Linked DNA regions of Homo sapiens: region 1 is linked to region 2. A link is an interaction called in ENCODE POLR2A ChIA-PET data of the cell type or tissue named here. Cell type or tissue: PC-9. All regions are shown on one strand. Each heading gives the region's core, and the rest is flanking DNA. Links, peaks and the distances in the headings are about the cores only. Region 1 overlaps USP13 (ubiquitin specific peptidase 13). Region 2 has its middle 7.9 kb from the start of USP13.

What was found. ChIA-PET counts read pairs that join two places held together with the same protein. Peaks named below come from ENCODE experiments on the same cell type or tissue, not always from the same donor. Only the 100,000 strongest peaks of a DNase experiment are listed, where the experiment ranks them.
Region 1: POLR2A ChIA-PET joins it to region 2 with 9 read pairs; 4 of 35 experiments call an interaction of 5 or more read pairs at or near these places.

What each region holds. Positions count from the first base shown.
Region 1 is chr3:179,697,001-179,701,400 of GRCh38, reverse strand. USP13 (ubiquitin specific peptidase 13) reads right to left here. Exons shown (of 21, transcript NM_003940.3): 4 at 272-393. Among named protein-coding and RNA genes, the nearest start is that of USP13, 46 kb to the right of the region's middle. In PC-9, for the core only: no CTCF peak of the experiment used is centred there; no DNase peak of the experiment used is centred there.
Region 2 is chr3:179,642,967-179,647,366 of GRCh38, reverse strand. No RefSeq gene overlaps it. Among named protein-coding and RNA genes, the nearest start is that of USP13, 7.9 kb to the left of the region's middle. In PC-9, for the core only: no CTCF peak of the experiment used is centred there; a DNase peak (open chromatin) is centred at 2,796; H3K27ac peaks cover 1,138 bases.

The DNA of each region.
Region 1 (4,400 bases), core at 195-4,194, 54 kb before region 2:
CCTGGAAGAGACCAGCTAATGAGCAACAAAGCCCTAACAGCACTTGAAGTAAGAGACAGCAAAAGGCCCAGCACTACTGAAATGTAAGCCGGCAAGACTCCTGTCACAGAAGAGAAGAGGTATGTGCGTGTTCATGCTCATTTTCATCCTCTTCTCTCATTCAACCGGCTTTTCCCACCCCACCCCACCCCCGCACACACACATCGCACACGCACACACACCTGACACAGAGCCATGCGCATCTAGCTAGCAGCCGTGCACACTCACTGACCAGGGCTGGTAACTCCTCAATATTTGGTAGTGCTATTTCATAGTGATCTGGGAATATAACAAGTTTGGCTTCATCTTCATATTCATAATCGTCGCTATTTAAATCGTCATCAGTATCTAGATCTGAGGAGAAAACAAAAACAAAGAACAAGAAGTGAGGAAAATAATATCCCACACTATGGCAGCACTCACTGGAAAAGCCAGAAATCCAAGGTGATGATGAAATACCAAGGGTGTGACATTTACAACTTTCTCCTCTGACAGGGCCGTCCATCTGTCCTCAACCACCAATAGCAGGCCTTTCCATCAAGTTATGAATACTTATGTATCAGTGACTGATGTATGAAGACTGAGCCATTTCATAAAGCTTTACAGTTAAAATAGACAAATGTGCAAGATACTCAATTCTCAGAAGGAATTTCTCAGAAAGAAAATTTCTTAGAAACTCTTAAAAAGGCAAGGATTGGTAATTACGATGTGTCAGGTACCTGGTTCCTGATTTCACAACAATAGGCTGGAATGGTTGTTTGGTTTCTTGGGGTTTTTTTTTGCAACATCATAATATGGAAGTATGGTTTTAGAGTTGACAAACTTAGGTTCAAGACTAGCTCCAAAACTTAATGTTACTTTGGGCAAGTCATAAACTCTCTAAGCCTTAGTTTTCTCATTTATAGCATGAAGATAATAGCATGTATCTCACATAGTTTATACAGGAGATAAACGAGAACAAGAGGCTTGGCATATAATAGGTAGTCAATAAATGTTAGCTATTATTTAAAAACAAAATCTCCCTCTTGCTCTCTCCCTCTCCCTCTCTTAAAGTGTTGAGTTATTGCCTAGTAGATCCGAGGTGGAAGCCCTATAATGTGAGTAGTCATATTGTCCTCAGCTGTGGAGAATTCTCAGTAAGGAAGATGAGCTCCTCTAGCCTGTTACCTATCAGGTCGTCCCCTCTTTGCTTGGTTCATCTCTGGTAAAGGTTAAACGAAGGCTCAGGGAAATGTCTTGTCACAATATGTATATGGACATTTCAGCATCACTTTCACAGGGATGCCAGCATCCCAGATCATGTTTGTATATTTATGCTTGGAACTATGGTGACAAAGAGCTAGCTATTCCACTCACATGCACACAAACCTACACATGAACAGGCCCATGAACACACACAGAAACATAGGCTCTATAGACAGAAGAAAGTTATTTTACTTAATGGAGCACCCACCTGAGAACCAAAGGATCTAGATTCTGTTATTACCTTGTATGTTTTCAATCAAAAACCTAGTATATGTTTGTGTACAGCTCTGCTCTTAAATTCCCAAAGGTAGGGCAGTTTGTAGTAAAAATAAATAAATAAATAAATAAATAAATAAATAAATAAATAAAATAAATAAGATACAGCTAAAATGCAATCTAAGCTTTTTTTTTTTTTTTGAGGCAGGGTGTCACTCTGTTGCCAAGACTTGAGTCCACTGGTGTGATCATAGCTTACTACAACATCAAACTCCCAAGCTCTAGCTATCCTCCCACCTCACCCTCCTGAGAAGCTAGGACTGCCAGGCTTGGCTAATTTTTTTTATCTTTTGTAAAAACAGGATCTCACTATGTGGCTCAGGCCAGTCTCAAATACCTTGCCTCAAGCAATCCCCCCACCTCAGCATCTCAAAATGCTGGGATTAAAGGCGTGAATCACCACGCCTGGTTTCAATGTTTTAATAAAAGATTCTAAATTGTAAGAGTCAGAAATACCAAAATAAAGAACCAAACCAAACATTACTAGGTAGCAATAGAAGTGAGGTTCATTTGACAAAATGTAATATTAAAGAAGTTTAATTAGTAAGTACAGGCATTAATTTAAAGGATATAATTCAAAGAAAGATTCTATATATTATGAAAATGTGAATGCTTCAATATTTATATTTTTTTAAGTTGGAATCTAAATGTTTAATAAAAAAAGGTATTCAACCCGGCCAGGCATGGTGGCTCACACCTATAATCCAGTACTTTGGAAGGCCGAGGCAGGTGGATCACGAGGTCAGGAGTTCAAGACCAGCCTGGCCAAGATGGTGAAACCCTGTCTCTACTCAAAATACAAAAATTAGCCGGGTGTGGTGGCACGCACCTGTAATCCCAGCTACTCAGGAGGATGAGGCAGGGAATTGCTTAAACCCAGGAGGAGGAGGTTGCAGTGAGCCGAGATTGCACCACTGCACTCTAGCCTGAGCAACAGAGCAAGACTCCATCTCAGAAAAAAAAAAAAAATAGTATTCAACCCAATAGAATATTATTTAAATCATAGTTATTTAGACTATGTAGGAACAGAAAATGTTTATGCTATGTTAATGCTAAAAACACAAAATTCATCTTCACTGTAAAGACTTTATATTATGCTCATAGACAAAAATGAGAAAGAAACCTAAACAAATGGAAATAGAGTGAGTGAACTTTATTCTTAAATTTTTCTTTATTATAATATTGTATATATAACAATTTTAAGTAACCAGGGCATAAATCTTGTGTTTATGTGTGCAGATTCAGCTCATACAAGATATTATCTGTCTCCTTTCCACAGAAAACATGCTCATTTAAAGTTAATTCAAATCTTACCTGGCATAAATATAATACAAGAAAAAAAAAAACCCCACTCTGGCATTTACTAGCTATGTAACCCTAGAAAATTTGTTTCTAAGTTCATTCTTCTTGTAAACCATAGATATTATCTACCCCACAAGACTGTTAAGTGGATTAAACAAGATAAAGTTTTAAGGCACCCTAGTACAGGATCTGGTAGGTACTAGGGGACTCCACAAACAATATCTGCCATCACCATCATCATCATCACTTTCTCCCTATTCCTGACAACTAACACAACCAAAAGTGCCTTCCCTTCCCTTTGGCTGCAAGACCATGGTACCATGTGGGGATCTTCTGTGAAATCTGAGTATTCAGAAGTTATCACCTTCAAATTCTTCTAGACTGTCAGCTCAGAGAGCCGGAAATGAGTCTTACCTCCTATGTTCCTAGCCCCTGTACTGTGCCTGGCACACACTACACACCCTGTAAATGTCTGTGAATGGGGACTTCAGGAAGTCAACAACATCAACATGCTAAAAACAACAGCAAAACAAGAATATCAAAAGAGTTGCATTGTATTTTAATTGGCGACTCAGATGTTTAAGAGGAAGCAAGACTGCTGTCATGCAGAAAAGCAGAACTTTGTTGTGCTTCTTTACACTTAGTTTAAGTTTACTTTTACTTTTAATTCAATGGAATGGAAGAGGGGCATGATCTTTCCCAAAAAACTTAATCCAAATTAGGGAAAAGTCCATCAGAGGTAACATACATTCTGATTTCAGGGGACAAATCTAAGGTTCCTCTTGAACACATATGACCCCACAGCCCTAAGTATAACCTAAAATTTCCACATCTCTAAATCATGTCTCATCACCCCAAAAATATTTAGTTGAAGAAGCTACAGAGTAATCATACCCTAGGGACCCCCAACTTCTCCCCAGCTGCTACCTTCTATTGTGGCTATTAAGTGGCAATACCCAAGAAAGCCTTCTCTAAGTTTAAAAATAAATAAATAAATATAAACTCTGCTTTGATGATCCTCCCAGATCCCTGGGAGAAGTGGCTAGGACTACCCATTTCCCCAAGATGCCTAAGCTATGAAGGACAGTGAAGGAAAGAATGGGTCCCTACACAAAGCCAGGGCTCTGATTCCCAGGTCAGTGTTCTCTCACCCTGACCATATTAACTTTAATTGTTGGAGGTAAGCGATCTGTCCAAGGGCTGCAAAATCTAACCAACTATTTACCTTCAAAAGAACATATTATTTTACCCACTTCAGAAAGAAATAGCAAAATGTAGTTTATTAGAACCTTCTGGTTATCAGAGGGGCAGATGAACTTTCTGAACAGGCCCATTAGCGAAACTTTGCACAAATTTTCTGTTTTCAATCTATTCCTTAACAAGTTTAAACACCTGGTCTAAGCCAAAAAAAAGTGGAATTTAAGTTTTCTGAGGTGAAGTGGTGGCTCCTTGGAAGTTCCACTTTCAGACACAGAGAACTGAACTCCTTTACACCTATTTGTGAAAACTAGGACAGACTCCATAAAGATGTAAATATT
Region 2 (4,400 bases), core at 336-4,335:
AAAAAAAATTATCCAGACAAAAATGTTAGTAAAAGAAGCTTCACTGACGTATGACCACTGTGTTAATCATGACATTTTAGGAAAACATCTGGTTCAATTACTGGAATATTTAAACTTAATTTTGCAGATTCTACATGTGAATTTTTTTTTTTTTTTTTTTTTTTTTAGAAACAGGATCTCACGCTGTTGCCCAGGCTATATATCACAGTGGCACAATCAAACCTCACTGCAGCCTCAAACTCCTGGGCTTCTGGGTTCCAGTGATCCTTCCTACCTCAGCCTCCTCAGCAACTAGGACGATAGGCACACACCACTGTACCAGGCTAATATTTTTTTTTTAGAACCAGAGTCTTGCTGTGTTGCCCAGGCTGGTTCTGAACTCCTGGGCTCATGTGATCCTCTCACCTTGGCCTCACAAACTGCTGGAATTATAGGTACAAGCCACTGTGCCCAGCCTACATATGAATTCATAACTGTTTTACTACTAGGCTAGTTTCTGTATGTGAATCCCAGTCAATGAGCAAGAGGAAAGAAATGATGGGTAAACAATTTTCCAACATAAATTCAAAGTCTTACTACAGAGGTTTTAAGAGACATGAAGACTATGAACTGACTTTTGCCACATCAGTGTGTCAGGCCACCATGTCACTCTACTGCTCCAAACCCTCCTCTCACGATTCAGGGTGGAGCCCAGGCTACGATAGACTAAAAGATAGACTGAGGCATTCAAGGGCCTCTTCCACCCAGCAATGATCTATCTTTCAGACTTTACCTCCCACTCTTACACATCTTGTGAGCTCAGCTTACTCTTCCCTAGCCGTTATGAAAGCTCTCCCCTTTTATTTCTATCTTCTCAAACCTTTTAAGATTTAGTGTTTTCTGGCGGGGCACATTATGGAAACTCAGTGTAGAATATTGCCAGCCTAGATGGTTTTATTTCAGGCACTCAATAAGTATCTCCCAAATGAATGACTCACATCAGTGACATTGTAATAAAATTGTTTTGCAGTCTGCATTGTGTCTTTTAGGAAAATTAATTGCTGCACAAATGTTATTCCAAGAACTGACAGAGGTTACATTAAAATGTGATATAAATATTAGTTACTATGACGAATGTCAAAAAGGGGAATTGGGAAAATCTACAGAGAAGAAAATCTTAATTATTTTAATACATAGAATAACTCTTGATCTCAGATGTCTTCCAATAACATGCAGGGATCCTACAAAGCCATATATGGTAAGACTCACTGTGGAGGCGTACTCATAAAATTTTCTATAATCGCAGGTAGCCTCTGCAAGAAGCACTGGTTACTACGTGTAGAACACTAAGGCACTGGTTAAGAAATGTATGCCATTTTCTGTTTGAGAGAATTCTATGTACCCATGAAAATCATGTGGCATAAGAATATTTATTGACGGCCACACGGTGGCTCACACCTGTAATCCAGCACTTTGGGAGGTTGAGGCGGGTGGATCACCTGAGGTCAAGAGTTCGAGACCAGCCTGGCCAACACAGTGAAACCCCGTTTCTACTAAAAATATTTTTAAAAATTGGCCGGGCGTGGTGGCACATGCCTGTATTCCCAGCTACTCAGGAGGCTGAGGCAAGAGAATCACTTGAACCCAGAAGGTATAGATCACACCACTGCACTCCAGCCTGGATGGCAGAGCAAGATTCTGTCAAAAAAAAAAAGTATTGATATGGAAAGATGATAACCATAATAAAAACTTTGAAAAAAGACTATAAATAAATATATACACTATTATCCCGCTTAAATACGTAAACATATGTCATATTTATAGCATAGATAAAAGTCTAGATTGGAATAGGGTGTATGCTAGCAGTGGTTATCTCTGGGTGATAAAGTTATTTCTGTTGTTGGTTTTTTCTTTGTGCTTTTATTTGTTAACTTAGTCTTTTGCATTAAGTATCCACTTTTGTTGTTGTTTTTGAGACAGAGTCTTGCTCTGTTGCCCAGGCTGGAGTGTAGTGGCACGATCTCAGCTCCCTGCAGCCTCCGCCTCCCGGGTTCAAGCAATTCTCCTGCCTCAGCCTCCCAAGTAGCTGGGATTACAGGCACGCCCCACCACTCAAGGCTAATTTTTTAATACTTTTAGTAGAGAGGGGGTTTCACCATGTTGGCCAGGCTGGTTTCGAACTCCTGACCTCAAGGGACCTGCCCACCTCGGCCTCCCAAAGTGCTGGGATTACAGGTGTGAGCCACCGCTCCCAGTCTTTTTTCTTTGTTTGTTTTCTTTTTTCTTTTTCTGAGACAGGGTCTCACTCTGTCACCCTGGCTGGAGCACAGTGGCACAATCTCGGCTTACTACAGCTTTGACTTCTGGGCTCAAGCAATCCTCCCACCTCAGTCCCCCAAGTAGCTGGGACTTCAGGCACTCACCACCATGCCTGGCTAATTTTTGTATTTTCAGTACAGATTGGGTTTCACCATGTTGTCCAGGCTGGTCTTGAACTCCTGAGCTCAAGTGATCTGCCCTCCTTGGCCTCCCAAAGTGCTGGGATTACAGGTGTGAGCCAATCACACCCAGCTGAGTATCCACTTCTTTTTGTGAATAAGAGGGAAATGTTAACTTTATATACTGCCAGTGATCATATCAGTTTTCACTTTCATCTGCCATCTTTCTTATCTGCTTCCCTCTTTCACTGTTTATTTAAAAGTAAGCAGGTTTCTGCTATTAGGTTTATAAATGAGCCACCTAGCCACAAGGTAGGTTCACAGGAATGAACAAACTCCTTGAGCACCTCTTAACATCAGGATGAGGTAAGCTCTTATTCAGCTTAAGAGGAAATGTGAGATGCCTGTTCACATTTTCTGGTTTCATGCTGTGAAAGACTCCCCACAGTCCTTCCAGGAGCCTGACTCATAAGATACAGAGGTAGTCAGATTGTCTTTCAGGCCCTTCTGACAGCACCATCGCTCCTCATGCCCACCACAAGTTCCATGCACACACAGGGAGTCTTGTCCTCCATTCAGGTAGAGAAGCTCAGTGTGGACACAGTAATAAAATATTAACCATGAGACCAAAGGTTGCTTTTCAGATTTCCCAGTAAATGGGTCAAAGCAAGCTATTTAAATATGATACATATTGCCTCCAAAATCCAAAGAAGCTCACCAAAGAGTTCCTCATTCTTTTTTGTTTTGTTTTTGTTTGTGAGATAGAGCCTTGCTCTGTCGCCCAGAGTGGAGTGAAATGGTGCGATCTCAGCTCACTGCAAACTCCACCTCCTGGGTTCAAGTGATTCTCCTGCCTCAGCCTCCCAAGGAGCTGGGATTACAGGCACCCGCCACCATGCCCAGCTAATTTTTGTATTTTTAATAGACATGGAGTTTCAACATGTTGGCCGTGCCGGTCTTGAACCCCTGACCTCAAGTGATCCTCCCGCCTCGGCCTCCCAAGGTGCTGGGATTACAGGTATGAGCCACCGTGCCTGGCTGAGTTCCTCATTCTTGGTGATAAAGAGCTGAAGATGATGAACTTGACCTTGAGTAAGACAGTAAAGTTGTGCTGCATACCCTCAGGTAATGGCAAACCTGCTTATCCTAATGGGGAAAATGCTTTCACCAGATGAGCAGTGGCAAACCAAAGGCCTGCGGGGAGATATATTAATTTGCTTCAGTGAGACCATCCCTGGGATATTAACCAAATTGAAATCACCACCTTGTTAACTTTACCATAACCCAACATCATTCTCTATTATATTTAAAGCCAAGATAGAGGGTGGGAATATAATAGAATCACGAAGTCTGTTTCTTCTGGATCTTTGGTAATGGCATAAATTCCTGCAGTTCCACTAGGATTGCAGTCTTGTTTCATATTTCTATTTTGTTAGGGACGGGGAACACCAGTTCATCCTCTTGGTCCTTCGTACTATAGTAATTACTTCACAGGTCAGGGAGCCAATGTGAAGATTCTAGAGATTATTGCAGCTATGAATTCCAATAATACTTTCAGGAACTGTGGTACAGTCACAGGATGAGCTTAGGGTCCCAGTGGGCCTACCATGAAATGAACTAGGGTCAGAACCCCATATATACTCAGCCCCCAATAAGCCTCCATGCTGGCAGATGGGAATGGCATTCCAACTGGCTCCAGTTTTGCTCTGAGCCAGTTTTGCTGTAAAAGATTTGGAGAGCACAGTCACTAGAGGAGTGGCTGCAGAGAAGGGCAGGAGGAAGTTTCACACTGCTCATATATATTTTTGTAGATGGGAGTCTCGCTATGTTGTCCAGGCTGAAGTGCAGTGGCTATTCACAGCCTCCAACTCCTGGACCCAAGTGACCCTCCCACCTCAGCCTCCCATGTAGCTGGGACTATCAGCACACACCACCACACCCAGCTATGCACTGTCCATATTTGATAGCTCTGCAGCATCTTTC